2 separate regions of the Homo sapiens genome follow, and region 1 is linked to region 2. A link is an interaction called in ENCODE POLR2A ChIA-PET data of the cell type or tissue named here. Cell type or tissue: B cell. All regions are shown on one strand. Each heading gives the region's core, and the rest is flanking DNA. Links, peaks and the distances in the headings are about the cores only.

Region 1 (10,282 bases), core at 2,570-6,569, 56 kb before region 2:
TGTATTATGAAGGGGATCCTGTGATCTACTGCATTTTCTTTTCTTTTTTGAGACATAGTCTCGTTCTGTTGCCCAGGCTGGAGTGCAGTGGCGCAGTCTCGGCTCACTGCAACCTCCGCCTCCCAGGTTCAAGTGATTCTCAGCCTCCCAAGTAGCTGGGATTACAGGCATGTGCCACCGTGCCTGGCTAATTTTTTATTTTTTTTAGTAGAGACAAGGTTTTGCCATGTTGCTCAGGCTGGTCTCAAACCCTTGGCCTCAAGTGACCTGCCTGCCTTGGCCTCCCAAAGTGCTGGGATTATAGGCATAAGCCACCTCGCCTGGCTACTTATTACATTTTCTAACTGCTTATTGTTGGGGTAATGTAATGGTTATGTGCAAAGACTGCCAAACTCTGTCACTTGCTAGCTGTGTGGCATCACACAAGTAATTTAACCTCTCTGTTTCTTAGGAGTTTTTAAATTTAAAAGTCAGGATAATAATAGCAGCTTCCCTCAGGAGTTAATACGTGAAAAACACCTTATTCAGTGCCTGGTACATAGCCCTCAAAAACTGTTAGCTGTCATCTCTTTTGGCATCTAGGACAGTTCTTGGTCAGATTACTAAACTCTTGATAGTGTTGGTATATTGTCAGTTGATTGTGTTGAATGTTCTAGGTACACAATTATAAAAAAAGAATATCAGTTTAAGTGGGTCCTTTCTTTTGTTTTTATGAGAGGAATTCTTGACTGGGATCCTCAGCACAACGTTAAGTCATAGTTGAAATGAGTGTCTTTGTAAGACTATTCCAACCTCCTTTTACAAGATCTGTGTGCTATAATTTATAACTAATTTAGTGCCCTAGTTTTTTTTTATTATTATTATACTTTAAGTTTTAGGGTACATGTGCACAATGTGCCGGTTAGTTACACACGTATACATGTGCCATGCTGGTGTGCTGCACCCATTAACTCGTCATTTAGCATTAGGTATATCTCCTAATGCTATCCTTGCCCCCTACCCCCACCCCACAACAGTCCCCAGAGTGTGATGTTCCCCTTCCTGTGTCCATGTGTTCTCATTGTTCAATTCCCATCTATGAGTGAGAACATGCGGTGTTTGGTTTTTTGTCCTTGCGATAGTTTACTGAAAATGATGATTTCCAATTTCATCCATGTCCCTACAAAGGACATGAACTCATCATTTTTTATGGCTGCATAGTATTCCATGGTGTATATGTGCCACATTTGCTTAATCCAGTCTATCGTTGTTGGACATTTGAGTTGGTTCCAAGTCTTTGCTATTGTGAATATTGCCACAATAAACATACGTGTACATGTGTCTTTATAGCAGCATGATTTATAGTCCTTTGGGTATATACCCAGTAATGGGATGGCTGGGTCAAATGGTATTTCTAGTTCTAGATCCCTGAGGAATCGCCACACTGACTTCCACAATGGTTGAACTAGTTTACAGTCCCACCAACAGTGTAAAAGTGTTCCTATTTCTCCACATCCTCTCCAGCACCCGTTGTTTCCTGACTTTTTAATGATTGCCATTCTAACTGGTGTGAGATGGTATCTCATTGTGGTTTTGATTTGCATTTCTCTGATGGCCAGTGATGATGAGCATTTTTTCATGTGTCTTTTGGCTGCGTAAATGTCTTCTTTTGAGAAATGTCTGTTCATATCCTTTGCCCACTTGTTGATGGGGTTGTTTGTTTTTTTCTTGTAAATTTGTTTGAGTTCATTGTAGATTCTGGATATTAGCCCTTTGTCAGATGAGTAGGTTGTGAAAATTTTCTCCCATTTTGTAGGTTGCCTGTTCACTCTGATGGTAGTTTCTTTTGCTGTGCAGAAGCTCTTTAGTTTAGTTAGATCCCGTTTGTCAATTTTGGCTTTTGTGGCCATTGCTTTTGGTGTTTTAGACATGAAGTCCAAGCTGATAAGCAACTTCAGCAAAGTCTCAGGATACAAAATCAATGTACTAAAATCACAAGCATTCTTATACACCAATAACAGACAAACAGAGAGCCAAATCATGAGTGAACTCCCATTCACGATTGCTTCAAAGAGAATAAAATACTTAGGAATCCAACTTATAAGGGATGTGAAGGACCTCTTCAAGGAGAACTACAAACCACTGCTCAATGAAATAGAAGAGGATACAAACAAATGGAAGAACATTCCATGCTCATGGGTAGGAAGAATCAATATCGTGAAAATGGCCATACTGCCCAAGGTAATTTATAGATTCAATGCCATCCCCATAAAGCTACCAATGACTTTCTTCACAGAATTGGAAAAAACTACTTTAAAGTTCATGTGGAACCAAAAAAGAGCCCACATTGCCAAGTCAATCCTAAGCCAAAAGAACAAAGCTGGAGGCATCACGCTACCTGACTTCAAACTATACTACAAGGCTACAGTAACCAAAACAGCATGATACTGGTACCAAAACAGAGATACAGATCAATGGAACAGAACAGAGCCCTCAGAAATAACGCCGCATATCTACAACTATCTGATCTTTGACAAACCTGAGAAAAACAAGCAATGGGGAAAGGATTCCCTATTTAATAAATGGTGCTGGGAAAACTGGCTAGCCATATGTAGAAAGCTGAAACTGGATCCCTTCCTTACACCTTATACAAAAATAAATTCAAGATGGATTAAAGACTTAAACGTTAGACCTAAAACCATAAAAACCCTAGAAGAAAACCTAGGCACTACTGTTCAGGACATAGGCATAGTGCCCCAGTTTTTATTTTTATTTTACTTTCCTTTAAGTTCTGGGATACATGTGCAGAATGTGCAGGTTTGTTACATAGGTATACATGTGCCATTGTGGTTTGCTGCACCTATCAACCCATCATCTAGGTTTTAAGCCCCACATGCATTTGGTATTTGTCCTAATGCTCTCCTTCCCCTTGGCACCCCCCACCCCCAACAGGCCCTGGTGTGTGATGTTCCCTTCCCTGTGTCCATGTGTTCTCATTGTTCAGCTCCCACTTATGAGTGAGTACATGTGGTACTTGGTTTTCTGTTCCTGTGTTAGTTTGCTGAGAATGATGGCCTCCAGCTCCATCCATGTCCCTGCAAAAGACATGAACTCATCCTTTTTTATGGGGGCATAGTATTCCATGGTGTATTTGTGCCACATTTTCTTTACCCAGTCTATCCATTGATGGTGCCCCAGTTTTTTACTCACAATTATGATATGACCATTTTTCATTCCAATTTTACTGTATATGCTGCTGCAGTGAGCATGACATGAGCATTTTTCATGTTGACAAACTTTTAGTAAACATTAATTGTTCTGAATTTTACCAAAACTTATATATTATAAAATATATATTCACACTTGTTAGTATATAAAATATATATATAGTTTAAATAATCATAATAATAGGAATACCTGTGTATGCACCACTCAGCTTAAATAGAATATTACTACATATGTGGGAGTGCGTTTGTGCTCTTCCCCAGATGCATAGAGAATTTTTTTATCAATCATTTCTTTGCTTTGCTTTTTAGCTTTACCATCAATGTATACAAATTATGATGTAGATATACTACAACCCACTTAATAATTACCCTATTGTGATTATTTAGGTGGGTTTATGTTTTTTGATGTTGGGAATAGGACTTTCCCATAGTGAAGATTATTTCTTTGAGATAGATTCTGAGAACAAAATTACTAGGTCAACAGTTATGACTGTTTTCAGAGCTTTGGACAGCTATTGATTGTCAAACTGCTTTCCAAAAGGCTTATATATCAGTTTATATTTCCCAAAAGCAGTGCATCTGAGAATGTCCATTTCAGTTCAGCAGTCATCAACACTGAGGGTTATTAACTTGAAAGGCAAGAAGTGTCATGCTAAAATATTTTAGTATAACTGCTAATAAGTTTGAATTTTTAAAAGACCAATTATATTTTTTGAAGGATCCTATGCATTCAGAAATGTTCACCTATCACAAGTGTTTAGCTTAAGAAATTTTCACAGATAGAACACAGCTTCATAGCTAACATTTAGATCAAGAAACAGAACATTACCCATACACCAAAGCTGTCCTTGTGCTTCATTTCAAAGACCATTTTAAAAAAACTGTATGGCTAAAACCTCTGGAGGAAGAAAACTGACTTTGCTTTGACCAATGTAGTTTTAACAGTCAGCAGTAAGTTTTCTGATTATGAAGGTTTGAAGATTTGGAAAGGTTCATATGTATTTAAGATGGTTACTCTCTTCGCAAAGTAGGATAGTGAATTTATAATTCTGGCCCCCGATCTCCCTTTCTTTTAAAATAGTTTGATGTCTGAGGCCAGGCAGAGTGGCTCACACCTGTAATCCAAGCACTTTGGGTGGCTGCCTAAGACCAGCCTAAGCAACAAAGAGAAACCTTATTTTTACAAAGAATAAAAAATCTAGCTGGGTGCAGTGATGCATGCCTGTAGTCCCAGCTACTCAGGAGCCTGGGGCCAGAATTGCTTGAGCCCAGGAGGTCACAATTGTAGTGAGCCATGATTACACTCCAGCCTGGATGACAGAGTACACAGCGAGTGAGACTGTCTCAAAAAAAAAAAAAAAAAAAAAAAAGAGAAGGAAAAGTTTGATGTTATTTGTTCTATCAAACCACAACTTTGCATTTACTCAGAGTTCTTATGCAAGCCATAATAGTGTATCTCTAGTGCAGGTTCTTAAATTCTAGTGAATAAAAATAGGGATTACTTCTTTGCTTATTTAAAACACAGGTTCAGGGGTCCCATGTAAGACTTATTGAGTCAGCATTTGCAGTGTCAGAAGCACCTCAGGTGATGCAGATGCCTGCTAATGGTCTCTAGACACACCTTGAGGAATGTTTCTGTAGAGGATAAATGCTTCTTTAAGAAAAACATTCTGACAACCTTGGTAATTGAAGCAGTTACCTAAGAAAATTCTTCTATATGGCATGACCTTAATTTTAAAAATAATGCTGTTGGCTGGGCTCATGCCTATAATCCCAGCACTTTGGGAGGCTGAGGCAAGAGGATAATGAGGTCAAGAGATCGACACCATCCTGGCCAACGTGGTGAAGCCCCGTCTCTACTACTGGGCGTGGTGGCGTACACCTGTAGTCCCATCTACTCAGGAGGCTGAGGCAAGAGAATCGCTTGAACCCGGGAGGCGGAGGTTGCAGTGAGCTGAGATTGCGCTACTATACTCCAGCCTGGTGACAGAGTAAGACTCTATCTCAAAAAACAAACAAACAAACAAACAAAAAAAACCGCTGTCAAAGAAATGTATGTTTAGTTCTTTATTCCATTCTAGGCTTTCCTACTATAAACATAGACATGTGGTATTTAACATAGGGCTGGTATAGTTTGTGTAATCAGAACAGGAAATATTTAGCTTAAAACATACCCCTTGATTGCAGCATGTTTGAAACTGACCTGGTACAATGGGTCTAGCTTTTCAAAGGATAACTCTTAGCTCAGCTATATAAGTGGGTCACTTTATAAAAGGCTTATAATTCAAATTTTTGTCAAAAGTTCAAAACTTACCTTTCTATTTTGTTTCTCTATACATTAACAATAGAGTTCATATGTTGGAGAGTCATTTTAGAAAAAGCAGAATGATTATTAAGTAGTCAAATATTAGATAATAACCCACAGAAAAATTTTTAGGGAGTCTGGCTTTTGCTTTGAATGATCTTAATTAGAGGTTTTGCTTGTTCTGTTTGGGCTGGATAGATTAAAAGTTGGTTGATTCTGCCCCATCAATATTGCTTGCATCCATCCACCTCTCTCCATCTCTACCTCTCACAGCCATTCCACCTTCTTCTTGCTCCTGATCTACAGCCAGAGGCTCCCTTCTCTACTCTTGCCCCCTTCCAGTCAGTTCACCATATGACATTCAGAATGGTCATTTTAATAAAATAAGTTGAACCTCATTATTCTTCTGTTTAAAAGTTTCAGAGGCTTCCCTCAGCTAAAATATACTCATTATCACCCACCAAGTTCCTGCATTGATCTACTTCTGGCCTCCTTTCCAACCTCAACTCAACCAGCTCCCTCTTGTCCATCACACTCAAGTCACTATCCCTGCCCTCCCTTGGTTCTTTGACTCATCCAAGTCCTTCCCTAACTCCTGGGCTTTGTGCAAGCTGTTCCCTTTGCCTGGAAGTCTCTTCCCACAATTTGCACCTGGCTAAATCCTGTCTCTCATTTAGAGCTATGCTTAAATGCCACATCCTTAGAGAGATCCTTCAAATCTAACTTATGTCTCTCCTGTTTTTCTCCTCATGGGCATATGCTTCTCTCTCAGCACTTATCTCAGTCTGTAAATGTGGATCCATGTGCTTATTGGTTTAATTTCTGCCTTTCCCACCAGTCTGGTTGAGTGAAGAGATTATGGCTGTGTGGTTCATCACTATATCCCCAGTGTCTAGCATAGCACATGGTACTGACTGAATAAAAGAAATATTTGTAATTACCCAGTGTATAAGTTATCCATTGCTGTATAATGAATTAATGCAATGTATTAGTCCGTTCTCACAGTGCTATAAATAACTACCGGAAACTGGATAATTTATAAAGAAAAGAGGTTTAATTGGCTCACAGTTCCACAGGCTGCACAGGAAGCATGACTGGGAAGACCTCAGGAAACTTTCAATCCTGGCGGAAAGGGAAGCAGGCACATCTTACATGACCAGAGCAGGAGGAAGAGAGAGAAGGGTGAGGTGCTACACACTTTTAAACAACCAGATCTTATGAGAACTCACTCCCTATCAGGAGAACAGCAAGGGGGAAATCCGCCCTCTTGATTCAATCACCTCCTACCAGGCTCCTCCTGGGGGATTACACTGGGGATTACAATTCCACATGAGATTTGAGTGGGGACACAAATCCGAATCATATCATGCACAAACTTAGACATTTACTTGAAACAACCAACAGTTTTTATCTTGTAGTTCCAGTGAGACAAGACTTTGAAGTGGCTTGTCTGGGTGGTTCTGGTTCAGGGTTTCTTATTGAGTGACAGTAAAGATGTCAGCCAGGGCTGCCATCATTTTACCATTGAGTCGGGTTGATGTATCTGTTTCCAAGAGGGCTCACTCACAAGCCTGTTTGCTGGAGGCCTCAGTTCCGTACCACTTGGACTCCTCCACAGGGCTTCTTACATCATGGCAGCTGGTATCTCCCAGAATGCCTGACCAAATGAGACAGAGAGAGTAAGGAGGAGTCCACAATACTCTTTATGTCCCACTTTCAGATATCACACCTTGTCAATTTAACAACATCCTATTTGTTAAAAACAAATCATTAAGTAATGCCACACTTAAAGGGAGAGGGAATTGTCTCCATCTTTTGAAAGGAGGACTATCAAAGAATTTGTGGACATGTTTGAAAACCACCACAGTTCTTCCTCTGACCACAAATTATTTATATTACCTTGACATGAAAAATACCATAAACTCTTCCTACTGCTCCCCCTCCCCCAAACTCACATCCATTTACATTATCAGCTCAAAATCCAGAATGTTGGCTTCAAAATCAGGTCCAAGTGTGGATGAGGCTCTTTGGCTGTAGTGCCTTAAATATAGCTTTACTACACCATTCCTGTCAATCTAAAGACATATGAAGTGAAGAAACAGGTTATCTACTCCTCCATAGGCAACCTATAATGGTGGGTAAGCCTGGCGTGACCATGGTAGACAATCTTATTTAAAAAGACTTTTAAAAGGAAAAATGGAAGATAGAGAGAAGCAATCAGTCCATAGTAATTCTTTTCTTATTATTTCACTAGCTTTAGTGGTACAAGTGGTTTTCGGTTACATGGATAAATGTATAGTAGTAAAGTCTAGGATTTTAGTGCATCCATCATCCGGGTAGAGTACATTTTACCTAATAGGTAGTGTTTCATCCTGCATCCCCCTCCCGTCGTCCTCCTTTCTGAGTCTCCAATGTCCATTATACAAGCCTGCATGTCTTTGTGTACCCATAGCTTAGTTTCTACTTATAAGTGAGAACACGCAGTATTTGGTTTTTGATTCTTGAGTTAATTTGCTTAGAATAATGACCTCCGGTTCCACTCAAGTTGCTGCACGACATTATTTTTTTCTTTATTATGACTCAGTAGTATTCCATGGTGTATCTATACCACATTTTCTTTATCCACTCATCAGTTTATGGACACTTAGCTTGATTCCATATCTTTGCTTTGTGAATTGTGCTGCAATAAACATCCACATACAGGTGCCTTTTTGATATAGTGACTTCTTTTCTCTTGAGTAGATATCCAGTCATGGGATTACTGGATTGAATGGAAGATCTATTTTGAGTTCCTTGAGAAATCTCCACACTGTTTTCCATAGAGGTTGTATTAATTTATATTCCCAGGAGCAGACTGTAAGCATTAATTTTTTTTACCACATCCACACCAACATCTATTATTTTTGACTTTTTAATAATGGCCATTCTGGCTAGGGTAAGATGTTATCTCATTGTGGTTTTAGTTTGCATTTCCTTGATGATTAGTAATGTTGAGCATTTTCTTGTATGTTTTTTGGCCATTTCTGTATCTTTAGAGATAATATCTTTTTTTTAACTTGACTTATAATTTTATTCTTGAAAAATTATCACTATCAAAAAGGTCATTTGTATCAGTACAGAAAATTTTCCTAATTGTATGTTTCATTTTTATACAAGTGGGAGTATGTGACCCACATTTTCAGTACTCTCCTTTGTAATTTAATTAGCAATATATCTTAAGTACTTCATCCTACAATAATAGTGTAGAGACCTTTAGAGTCTATATTGGTAATCAATAATTTAATTAGTCCTCTTTTAAAAGACATTTGTGTTAATTATATTATGTGTGTGTATCTTTTGAGAAATGACTATTCATATCCTTTGTCCACTTTTTAATGGGATTTGTTTTTCTTGCTGATTTGTTTGAGTTCCTTGTAGATTCTGGATATTAATCCTTTGTCAGATGCATTACTTGCAAATATTTTCTCCCATTCTACAGGTTGTCCATTTACTCTGCAGATTATTTCTTTTGCTATGCAGAAGCTTTTTCATTTAATTAGGTCTCAGTGTTTATTTTTGTTTTTGTTGCATTTGCTTTTGGGATCTTAGTCATAAATTCTTTAGCTAGGCCAATGTCCAGAAGAGTTTTTCCTGGGTTTTCTTCTAGAATTTTTATGGTTTCAGGTCTTAGATTTAAGTCTTTAATACATCTTGAGTTAATTTTCATATTTGGTGAGATATAGAGATCCAGTTTCATTCTTCTACATGTGGCTTGCCAGTTTTCCCAGCACCATTTACTGAATAGGGTGTCCTTTCCCCCATTTGTGTTTCTGTATGCTTTGTCAAAAATCAATTCATTGTAAACATTTGGCTTTATTTCTGGGTTCTCTATTCTGTTCCATTGGTCTATGTGCTTACTTTTATACCAGTACCATGCTATTTTGGTTACTATAGTCTTGTATTACAATTTGAAGTCAGATAATGTGATGTCTCCAGATTTGTTCCTTTTGGTTAGTATTGCTTTAGCTGTGTGGGCTGTTTTTTGGTTCCATATGAATTTTAGGATTGTTGTTTCTAGTTCTGTGAAAAATGATGATGGTATTTTGATGGGAATTGCATTGAATCTGTAGATTGCTTTGGGCAGTATGGTCATTTTCACGACATTGATTCATGCAATCTATGAACATGGGATGTATTTCCGTTTGTTTGTAACAGCTATGATTTCTTTCGGTATTGTTTTGTAGTTCTCGTTGTAGAGATCTTTTACCTCTTTGGTTAAGTATATTCCTAGCTATTTTATTTATTTATTTATTTATTTATTTATTTATTCATTTATTTATCAGCCATGGTAAAATAAATTGAGTTCTTAATTTGATTCTCAGCTTGGTCATTTTTGTTGTATAGCAGTGCTACTGATTTGTGTACATTGATTTTGTAACCTGAGACTTTACTGAATTAATTCATCAGATATAGGAGTCTTTTGAGGCAGTCTTTAGGTTTTTCTAGGTATGAGATCATATCGTCAGCAAACAGTGATAGTTGACTTCCTGTTTTCCAATTTGGTTGCCCTTTCTTTCTTTCTTTTGTCTGATTCCTCTGGCTAAGACTTACAGTAAGTACTGTGTTGAATGGGCATACTTGTCTTGTTCCAGTTCTCAAGGGGAATGCTTTCAACTTTTCCCCATTCAGCATGATGTTGGCCGTGGTGTTGTCATATATGGCTTTTTTTTTTTTTTTGAGATAAGTCCTTCTATGCTTAGCTTGTTGAGAGTTTTTATCATAAAGGAATGCT
Region 2 (10,282 bases), core at 2,919-6,918:
GCAGGCGTTCCAGTTCTTAGTCCTGTGTTCTTTCCAATCTACCTAAAAACATAATTCGCTTTAGAACACTGCATGAAAAAAAACTGTTTTCTGATCATATGGAGAAAACACCCAGCAAAATAAGCTGCTTTTATGTTATAGTGCATGTTGATTCCTTCAACATATTTTTCACATTTTAGAATAATGCAAATGGAGAAATACCTTTATATTCAATGTAAGATTTACAGTATTATGGAGCTTCATAAAGAATATTGAAGAGCTGAATCTTCTTAGAGGAAGACTTTATTAAAAAAGCTATGCTTTAGTGATAGTGTCACATAATGAGAGCTTTCATTAAGTGGCCATATATGGACAAATGTTACACCTATATTTATATTGCATAGATTTTTGCAAGTTAATAAAATGAGAAAACTCATATAATGCAAATAAAACTGTTTGACCTATAGTGTAGAAAGTCTTCAATATTGTTGTTTTTGTTCTTTTTAAATTTTCTTAATATAACATTCTTTAACCTGACAGTTTTTTCCTTTCCCTGAGACATTTAGAGGAAGCAATTGAAATGCTTATTATGGTAGCTGGAGGAATCAACTGGCAATTTAAAAGAAGTTATTCTGGCTGGGCGTGGTGGCTTACCCCTGTAATTCCAGCACTTTGGGAGACTAAAGTGGGCGGACCGCTTGAGGCGAGGAGTTCGAGACCAGCCTGGGCAAGATGGGGGAAACCCCATCTCTACAAAAAAAAAAATGCAAAAATTAGCTGGGCATGGTGGCTTGTGCCTGTAGTTCCAGCTGCTCTGGAGGCTGAGGCACAAGAATCACAGGCACCTGGGAGGCAGAGGCTGTAGTGAGCCGAGATGGTGCCATTGCACTCCAGACTGGGAGACAGAGTGAGACTCTATCTAAAAAATAATAAATAAATAAAATAAATAAATAAAATAAGTTACTCTGAATAAATGACAGTTCCAGCAAGAGGGAGTTGGCCTAATATAAAGCAATCAGTTCATACCCTTGACAGGTTCCTATAGAAGGCTTTGATAATTAGGATTCCACTGGGTCTTAGAGGGGGAACATTCATTAAGCAAATTGTTCTTTTTCTCTCTTTTTTCCTTCCAAAAACAGACACTGGAAGAGGTCATTGAAGAGTCACAAGAGAACCAGGCAGTGCACCTGATTTCCTAGCAACTCAAAGGATATAGGTAGATGTCATGGAAGCAAAAGAGGCAAAACCAAAAAACAAAAACATAATATTTTTAATCTTCTGAGAACAGAGAAGAGACATTCAAAAAGACAAAAGGAAAGGGCAGGAGGACTGAGAGGGGCACAGGCCCACATGTCCCTGAGTTTTCCCATTAGTGAAAAGAAGATAAATGACAAAAGAAGGTTGTCATGTCTTTTGAAATGAGACATGGGGATTACTGTTGGCTAAAATGCCCACTAATCTAGCCACCACACTAGTTTTATGGTTTCAATTAGCATTTTTTTCTCTGATTATTTTAAATTAACCCTTACAGCCTCCCAAGCATTTTGGCAGAGTTACGGTGGAGAAAGTTACTATAAACTAAATTATAAATTTAATTAATCTAATTGGAGTTGAAATTCATGGCATCAATTAAATCCTCATATCTTATTCCCCTTGTTCATGTGATTGCCATTCTAGGCATGTATAAAACCTTGATGTGGCATAATTATGTAATTTCTTAAGCAACCCAGCCACAGCGCATTAATAATATCCTGGTTAGGAGGCGCAGGAGCCTAAAACCTTACTGGAAACAAAATCCTGAGCATTGTGAGAGCCTGAACTGTATCTCTTTCCTTCTTGTCTCTCCATATCATATAGCCCAGGCTGAAGGACACAGAAGGAGTTTAATGAGTGGTTCCTATGGAGACACAATCCTAAAACTGCCTTGTTGCCTCCATATTCAGTTGTCCAGCCACTACTGTATGATATTACAAATTGGCAGGCAGGTTCAAGGTCATATTCAAGCTTAAAATGCATTGAAGTCATAAAGTATTGTGCAGGAATGAGAGTTCTAAGGTGTATTAGATAAAAAAATTAGCCCTAGATGTCACATAGATAAAAATCTTGAAATATCAGGGACTTCATGCAGTAAATGGTTATTTCTTGCTTATTTCCCATTCTATCTTGCAGCTATAGAATCTGGAATGTGCACCCTCTGCAATGATCATGGTACGGGAAGTGAGAGATGGCAGAGGTGCACTGGTTCTCACTCATCTTAGCCTAGAAGTGACACATGTCATTTCCACTCAGAGTCCTTTGACTAGAAGAAGTCATGTGACCCCCAACGTACCTGCAAAAGAGGCTGTGAAATATAGAGAAGTCCATAGAATTTGATGAGCACTGTCTTTGACATGTTAGGATTTTTGCAGCACCTGGGGATTCCACCGTAGCTCTAGGTACTAGGCTATGAATGCCAAATAATATAAACATACAGATGAAACAGCCAGATAGTTCTTTGGGAGATTCTTTTATTAAAATAAGTTAAACATAGAAGGCAACTTTTTCTCTTTTCTTTCTTACTGGCTTGGAGAGTTAGCTTCTTGGATGTTGCATGGGGTCCCATTTCTGTACAGAATTCCGTTTAGTTTGGATTACACTTGTGCATCTTTCAGCCCAGGATCCCAAAAAGGGTCTCATGTATTTCTCTAGTCAGTTTCAGAGTTGTGCCCCTGAGATAACCATGTTGTCATGCCAATAATGGTTACTTGGAAATCTTTATGGGAAGTGTTCAAATATTAGAGGAATTAATAGAGAAATGCTATGTTATTTAACTATTAGAGCAATTTACACTAAAACAATAGAGGAACTTAGCCACAATTCCATATAAAAGCTGAAACAGAACCAGGGAAATATTTGGCCATCTGAAGCACTTCCTTAGGTGGCAGAAGGCTGGATGGCCTGAAGTATTATTAGCTTAGTTTTTTATCCAGTGTCAGGCCGAATAGTTTGCTGAGATTTCAGCCTTTCCTTACATCACATATCACACTATCATAACTGATGGAAGCCTTATTTATTTATTTATTTATTTATTTATTTATAGTGACTAAATCTCACTCTGTCATCCAGGCTGGAGTGCAGTGGTGCAATCACAGCTCATTGCAGTCTCAAACTCCTGGGAAAGCTACATTTTAAAATAGCAGGCTGGATGCGGTGGCTCATGACTGTAATGCCAGCACTTTAGGAAGCCAAGGTGGGCAGATTGCCTGAGCTCAGGAATTTGAGACCAGCCAGGGAAACATGGCGAGACCCCATCTCTACTAAAAATACAAAAAATTAGCTGGGAGTGGTGGCACATGCCTGTAATCCCAGCTACTCCAGAGGGTGGGGCATGAGAATCACTTGAACCCATGAAGTGGAGGTTGCAGTGAGCTGAGATTGCGCCACTGCACACCAGCCTGGGCGACAGAGCGAGACTGTCTCAAAAACAAAAACAAAAAAAGGAAATTGTATGGCCGGGAGAAGGTTTTATCAAAACAATTGTTGTGAACAGCGTGACCAGTAGATGAAAAGATTTCCACAAATTCCCAGCCGTTATTTTCACTTTACTTTCTGCTCCATCCCCGTTGTGCTCAGGAGGCTCCTCTCGACAGGGTGAGAGTCAGGCCCACCCTGTGCTATCAGGCAAGGGTCAGAATTGCTTTACCTTAAGTAAGACACTCTTGCTTCCACAAGTTAAAGGATATTTACTATGACTGTATCTTACAACACCAATTAGTTAATACTTGTAAAGTTCTTTGAGAGGGAAGACTACTCACTGTATGAATTTAAAGGGTGATTATCTTTTTGTTATTTATAAAAAACATCACTAAGTACAATTATCATTGTTTTAAAAATATTTTATTTGAATTCAACAGGATGTGGTTATTATCTGCTGAGTTAGTGAGGCTTCTGAGAGCTATAATTAGACTTGAATAACTGAAGGAGGGTAGGATAGACCAGAGTCTTGGCTAAGGGCCATGGGTTGAGAAAAGGAACATGCAGAAGATGGACTGGATTGGTGACATTGCCTTCTTTCTGTCACTGGCTGTAAATGGCAAGAATATGGCATGGCAAAGAAAAAAGAATTTTCCTCATAAATCAGGTAATTCTATAACTTTGTCAGAGGTACAGCGCTTGCTTGGCCTTAAGTATCATAAGCACAGTGTAGAGGGATTTCTGGCTTTGGCTTCACACAGCTCTGGTTGGCATCTTGACTGTTTCTTAGGAGCTACGTGTACTTGGGTGAATCACCTAAATTCATCGGATGTCAGTTTCTTAATCCATGAAATGAGAGAATAGTGTGTTGTAATGTGATATCAGTACTAGAAATAATGTGTGGCAAGTACTAATTACTGGGCCGAATTCATTATGGGTGCTCAGCAAATTGTACAGATAATCATGATCATTTGCATTAATAGTAACATGAGAAAAAGATCAGGAAAGTAAGCACAATCAGCAGTGATCATTATTTGGAGTCAAGCCTTGTATAGTAATGGCTTAATCAGGTAAAACTGTTGATTCTAACAGGTGAATTGGTTACTTTTCTAAGAAAACCACTATTTGTATTTTTTTTTTTTTTTTGAGACAGAATCTTGCTCTGACATCCAGGCTTGAGTGCAATGGTGTGATCTCGGCTTACTGCAACCTCTGCCTTCTGGGTTCAAGTGATTCTCCTGCCTCAGCCTCCTGAGTAGCTGGGATTACAGGTGCCCACAACCATGCCTGGGTAATTTTTGTATTTTTAGTAGAGACAGGTCTTCACCTGTTGGCCAGGCTGGTCTCGAACTCCTGACCTCAAGTGATTTGCCTGCCTTGGCCTCCTAAAGTGCTGGGATTACAAGCATGAGGCACCGTGCCCGGCCCACTATTTGTATTTAAAGGAGGTCTCCTGTAAGCATTATAACTTAACCTAAAGAATGGCTTTGGCAGGAATTTCAAGCACAGACAGACTTGATATTCCTCCCAAAGCCGTTCTTTAGGTTAAGTTGGTAAAAAAGAGATGGTTAAAAAGAGGCTGGTGAAAAAGAGATTTAGGGTGCAAAACTAACTTTTGACTTTTAGATCACATTATGTGGCGGACAGTTTACATTATAATCAAGACACTGGCATTTTACATTATTCAGATTTTAAGAGTTTGGTGTTTGATGTAGAGATTTATGCAGTGTTATAGGAAAGGGCATGATGTATTTATAGTGCATTTATAAGTCAATTGTCATTACATTAAGATAAAGTACAACAATATTAGTCCTTTGTGTCATGATGTGTGTAACAGCCCTTTCTGTCTTCATTAGGATGCCCATAGTTTTCTGACTTATGCTATGACTGTTCCACAAATAATGAAAAATATATTAATATGAATATTTTATGTACAATTTAATTTCTCTGCTGATCATATGTTTAAACAAATACTAAAATAATGCATATTTATTCTTAAAAAGCCCAACATTTCAGAAGTATATAGACTAAAAATGGAATATCCTTTACCCAAAAGAAATTTGATATGGTTTGGCTGTGCCCCCACCCAAATCTCAACTTGAATTGTATCTGCCAGAATTCCCACATGTTGCGGGAGGGACCCAGTGAGAGGTAATTGAATCATGGCAGCTGGTCTTTCCTGTGCTATTCTCATGACAGCAAATAAGTCTCACGAGATCTGATGGGTTTTTCAGGTGTTTCCGCTTTTGCTTCCTCCTCATTGTCTCTTGCCACCGTCATGTAAGAAGTGCCTTTCACCCTCCTGCCATGATTCTGAGGCCTCCCAGCCATGTGGAACTGTAAGTCCAATTAAACCTCTTTTTCTTCCCAGTCTCAGGTACGTCTTTATCAGTAGCATGAAAACGGACTAATACAAAATTCATACCATTTTAACTTTGCAAATTTTATGAAAAAAATTAAATCAACATTTCACTTTTCCATGACCTATGAAAAAAGGTCATAGGTCATGGAAAGGGGTCATGGATGAGCGGTCTGATGGAGTTCTGATGATGGTTTGCAAACTCTAAGCTTCTGAAACACTGTCATCTCTGTTATCCATGGATTCTTTCAGGATGACTTTTCAGCTTAGGGAGTCCAGACAAGACTATAAGCTTCTGGCCTAGGAATGTCTATGCAGGTGTCAGGGATTTGTCACACATGAATGCATGGCAGAGGAATTAAAAATTTCCTTTTACAAATAACCAACCTCCCAGCCAATTAATACAAATACACTCCTGCCTGTTGCCAAGTTATAATTCATTGTATTGTTGTGAAAAGAACATTGGGAGAGGTTTATGGTTTCAATGCTCTTTTAAGTCAAAAGCATGACATGAAAAATGGAGGCTTTAAAAGTGGAGTTTCTCTCTGAGGATCCAATTCTAGACTTCTCAATGTGGAAAAGTAGTAAGACTTATAGGAAATATTGCTGATAATTGCTGAAGGCTTTGACTGAAATTATTTCTGAAAAGTCTTTATAAAATACTTATTGGAGTTTCTGGATCCTAGCCAGCAGGAGCTTACAATTTATGACTTCGTGGATGGCAACAGATATTAAGGACACGCATGCAGCTGAGAAAGTATTGAATGAGTTTTACTGATGTGCCATTGTAAGAGTAAGTGTGTGCTGGAGGGTGAAATGACTATGATAATTAGAAACTTTAAAAATTATTTTATTTGTTATTAATACCTTCTTTATTCAAAGAAAGGAATAGGTCAGCTTTTAGGGATGTGCTGCAGTTATCTATTGCAGAGTAACAAACCATTCTGAAAGGTAGTAGCTTGATAATAACAACTGTCTATGGGCTGAGCTCAGGTGGGTGATTCTTCTGTTGGCCTTGTCTGACTTATTCATGTGGCTGCACTTATCTGGAGGTTTTATAGGGCTGGGGATCCAAAATGGCTTTATCCACATGTTTGGCACCTCAGCTAAGTCTGAAACAACTGGAGGCTGGACAGAAATCTTTCTCTCTCTCCTGCTACAGGTCTTTGCAGCAGAGTAATGGAATATCTTTACTTTATGTATTGGCTAAGGCTCCAAAGAGGCTGAAAGCAGAAGCTTCCATGCCTATGAAGGCCTAGGCCAGAGCTGGCAAGGTGTCACTTTCACTACCTTCTATTGATTAATAAATTCATAAGGCTGGCTTGATTCCATGTTGGAGAGAAAATAGACTAACTTTCTGATGGGAGGAAGAGCAAAGAATTTGAGTCATCTTTAATTCACTGAAGGACATAGAATAGACAAGAAAATGTAATAATAACCTCTAAAAATTGCCAATAAATTTTTGATTGAAGGTCAACTAGCAGATGTGACATGTTTACACCCAGTAGCAACAACACAAATTGTCTAATTTCAAGGACCCCAAAAGGTCAACTTACCAATTAGCTTAGCCCAAGGTTTACTTTTTTTTTTTTTCTGGTTGGAGTTACTCATATAATTTTACAATGTTAGCGTTGGGAGACAATTTGAAGGTTACCTAGTCCAGTCAAATGTTTTTTGATGAAAATAAGCATTTAAACAAGATTACAGACATATTTTTCTAGGTGAGAGGTGTAGCGCACGGGCTAACTAATTTGTTTATATGATTAATTCATTGTGACTTTGGTTGAGGACAGAATCTAGGGAAGTGGAACATAGGACAAGTATATTTTACATGGAAGGGAAAGGTAGGAAAATATGCAAGGTATGCAGTGTGTTCACAGCCTAGGAAGGTCCTAGGGATGGAGATGTGCACTGCAGTCAAAGAAAAATCAAAGTGCCTAGATCTGAGGAAGGGGGGATGCCTGAGGGAAGAATTTCAAAAGTGATACCCTACAGGCTTCTTCCCATTAGTGAGAGAGAAGACTTCTTGGAAAAACTGTTTCAACAGTATTGGAAATGAGAAGTAGATTTCTCATGAACTGCCCAGTTAGTTTGCAGGAATGCTTAACTTTTCCTCTAGAGATTAGCTTTTTCATATCTTTGTATAAGCTCAAAGTTTGTCAAAATATATATAGTTGGCTGATTTTCACCTTTGTCTTTCTGTAGTTCCTCTTCCCTGTCTTCCTAGAAGAGGGTGTTTATTGACTGATCTGTGATGGTGTTGCTCACTGGCTTCCTCTGTTGTTTTCAGAATGTATGTTTTTGGTGTGGATTAGCATCCAGGTGTGTGTTTATAATAATAGAGCTCTTTGAAGCCCAGTGTGCTGGACTTTGGCTCCCTGGCTGGTTGAAACATATTTCCCACTTCATTTTGCAGTTGTTATTTTTGCAAGCTAGGTTTAACAGCTTTGGTCTTTTCATTTTCTGAAAATTATGGGAATGCTTTGAGGTGCCAACATGTCTCAACATGTTTTAATGGAAGAGGAGCTGAGGTCATTGTGAAGCCAATAAATTTCAGCTGGAGAAGGAAAACTGTAAAAGGGAAAGTGACAGGTATGCCATTTCACCCTTTTTCCCTAACTGGCTGGTGGCATTGCTGTTACTTCTTCCCATGGTTTTTGGCCCACAGTTTCCTTGTTGACCAGCCCAATGTCCATAAGAGATACTGTTTCCATCTGCAGTTTCTGAATGGGATCTAACTCCTATTTGTAAAATATGCTACGTTCTTTTTGGGCCTGAGTCATTTTTTTTTTCTCTTATAAATAGATTGACACTGCAATTAAGAGAGACTTCACTTAATAAGAGAGACTTTGGGAATATAGGGAGTATTTAACACCTGTGATTCAATGAAACATGTATTTTTCTTAGATCTGTAATAATCCTAAATGATCCTGGACTATTTTAAAAAGTCGTAGTATTTTGGTGTAAAAAAAGCAGGTTCTACCCTATTTCTCAATGTACAAGATTTATGGGTCTTAGGGCTAGTTCATAACTCTAGGTTCTGCTTCAGTGGGTGTACTTGTTACTGAATTAGCTAAGGTATTAACTGTTTGATGACTTGAAAAGACAAATTTCCTGGTCTCACATGTTACATTTGCAAAGACTCTAGATTTCTATTTCAATAAAGCTTAAATGGAAACACCTCTGCTTTCAATGGTAGGCAATTTATTTGTGGGACTCTTGAGTGACTTTCCCAGAAAGGCTGGCTGCTGTGGATGTGTGCCTCTGCTCAGGTATCATTTTTCTTTTGAAACATCATTAAAGCACAACAGGGGTAAATCAATACCTATTGACTCGCAGTTGTGGTTTCTCATTTGTTCCACTGATCTGATGAGATGGCTTTTTAACCCATTTAGCACTATCAGAAAGGACACCTCTGGCCAGAAATGTTCCTGGCTGTTTGTGGTATCTGTAAATTGATTTTTTTTTCCTCATTCACCCTCTCTTTTCCTATCTGGCCCCCAGAGGACAGATTTTCTCAGACATGTTCTAATCTGATCAATACCAGAAAATCTAGGCAGTCATCAGAAAAAGCATCATCTTAAGGTTCTGAGCCTGAGAGACATGTCAGTAACTCTAAAACACTGTAGCTGAATGGCCTGAACACATCGAGCAAGGTGAGCCTTTCAGATTCCCTTGGAACCTGAGCTAGCACGTGCCTACAATGGGTGATTTTGCTGCCTGCTTCACTGACATAGACCTAAGTAGGCTAGGCAGGGAGAGGAGAGAACAGCTGTTGAAAATTCAGAGACCTCCCCACACTTTTTGCTTTGGGAAACTGAGAGAAGGGTTAACTTCTCCCATCCCCAGCTTGGCTTCCAGACCTGGAGTCCCTGCCCCTGGTTACCTTGTTAATGGAGATTGAACTTCAGTGACAGCTGTAGAGACTGGAGGAACAGGCCAGGACAAGAGGCATGAGTTGTCAACCAACTTTGCTTCAACTAGACCTGGTTCAGATGTCCTGGGGAAGGAAAGACAGCAATTTTGCCTGGAGGTATTCCTGGGACTCCCTGCAGGTTGAGGGCAGAAGAGGAACAATTAGCTCTTGACCTAGAATAGCTTGATAGGTTACTGCTGGTGGTTTGCAGAGGTGTGGGGGTGATGAGGAGATATGTAATCAATCATGTAATCAGAGGGCTTAAACAAAACAAAACAAAACAAAACAAAAGAAGAGAGGAGGGGGAGGTGAGGTAAGAAAGAGAAATAAATTTGGGTGTAGAGATTTTTTAAGAGAGTAAAAGTGGAAAAAAGGATTAGGAGACTAAACAAAGAGCCCTAAGAAGCTTATCTCTTGATGGCTAATGGACCCAATGTTTGTGTCCCCCCAAATTCATATGTTGAAGCCCTAGTCCCCAATGTGATAGTATTTGGAGGTGGAGCTTTGAAAGGTAATCAGGTTCAGATGAAGCCATGAGGGCAGATCCACCAGGTGAGGACATAATCAGGAAGAGG

Evidence for each region. Peaks named below come from ENCODE experiments on the same cell type or tissue, not always from the same donor. Only the 100,000 strongest peaks of a DNase experiment are listed, where the experiment ranks them.
Region 1: POLR2A ChIA-PET joins it to region 2 with 9 read pairs; 7 of 35 experiments call an interaction of 5 or more read pairs at or near these places.

Annotation. Positions count from the first base shown.
Region 1 is chr5:40,655,125-40,665,406 of GRCh38, reverse strand. No RefSeq gene overlaps it. Among named protein-coding and RNA genes, the nearest start is that of PTGER4, 20 kb to the left of the region's middle. In B cell, for the core only: no CTCF peak of the experiment used is centred there; no DNase peak of the experiment used is centred there.
Region 2 is chr5:40,599,421-40,609,702 of GRCh38, reverse strand. LOC105374737 (a long non-coding RNA gene) reads right to left here and starts at 9,753. Exons shown (of 3, transcript XR_925942.3): 1 at 9,678-9,753. In B cell, for the core only: no CTCF peak of the experiment used is centred there; no DNase peak of the experiment used is centred there; H3K4me3 peaks cover 1,171 bases; H3K27ac peaks cover 423 bases.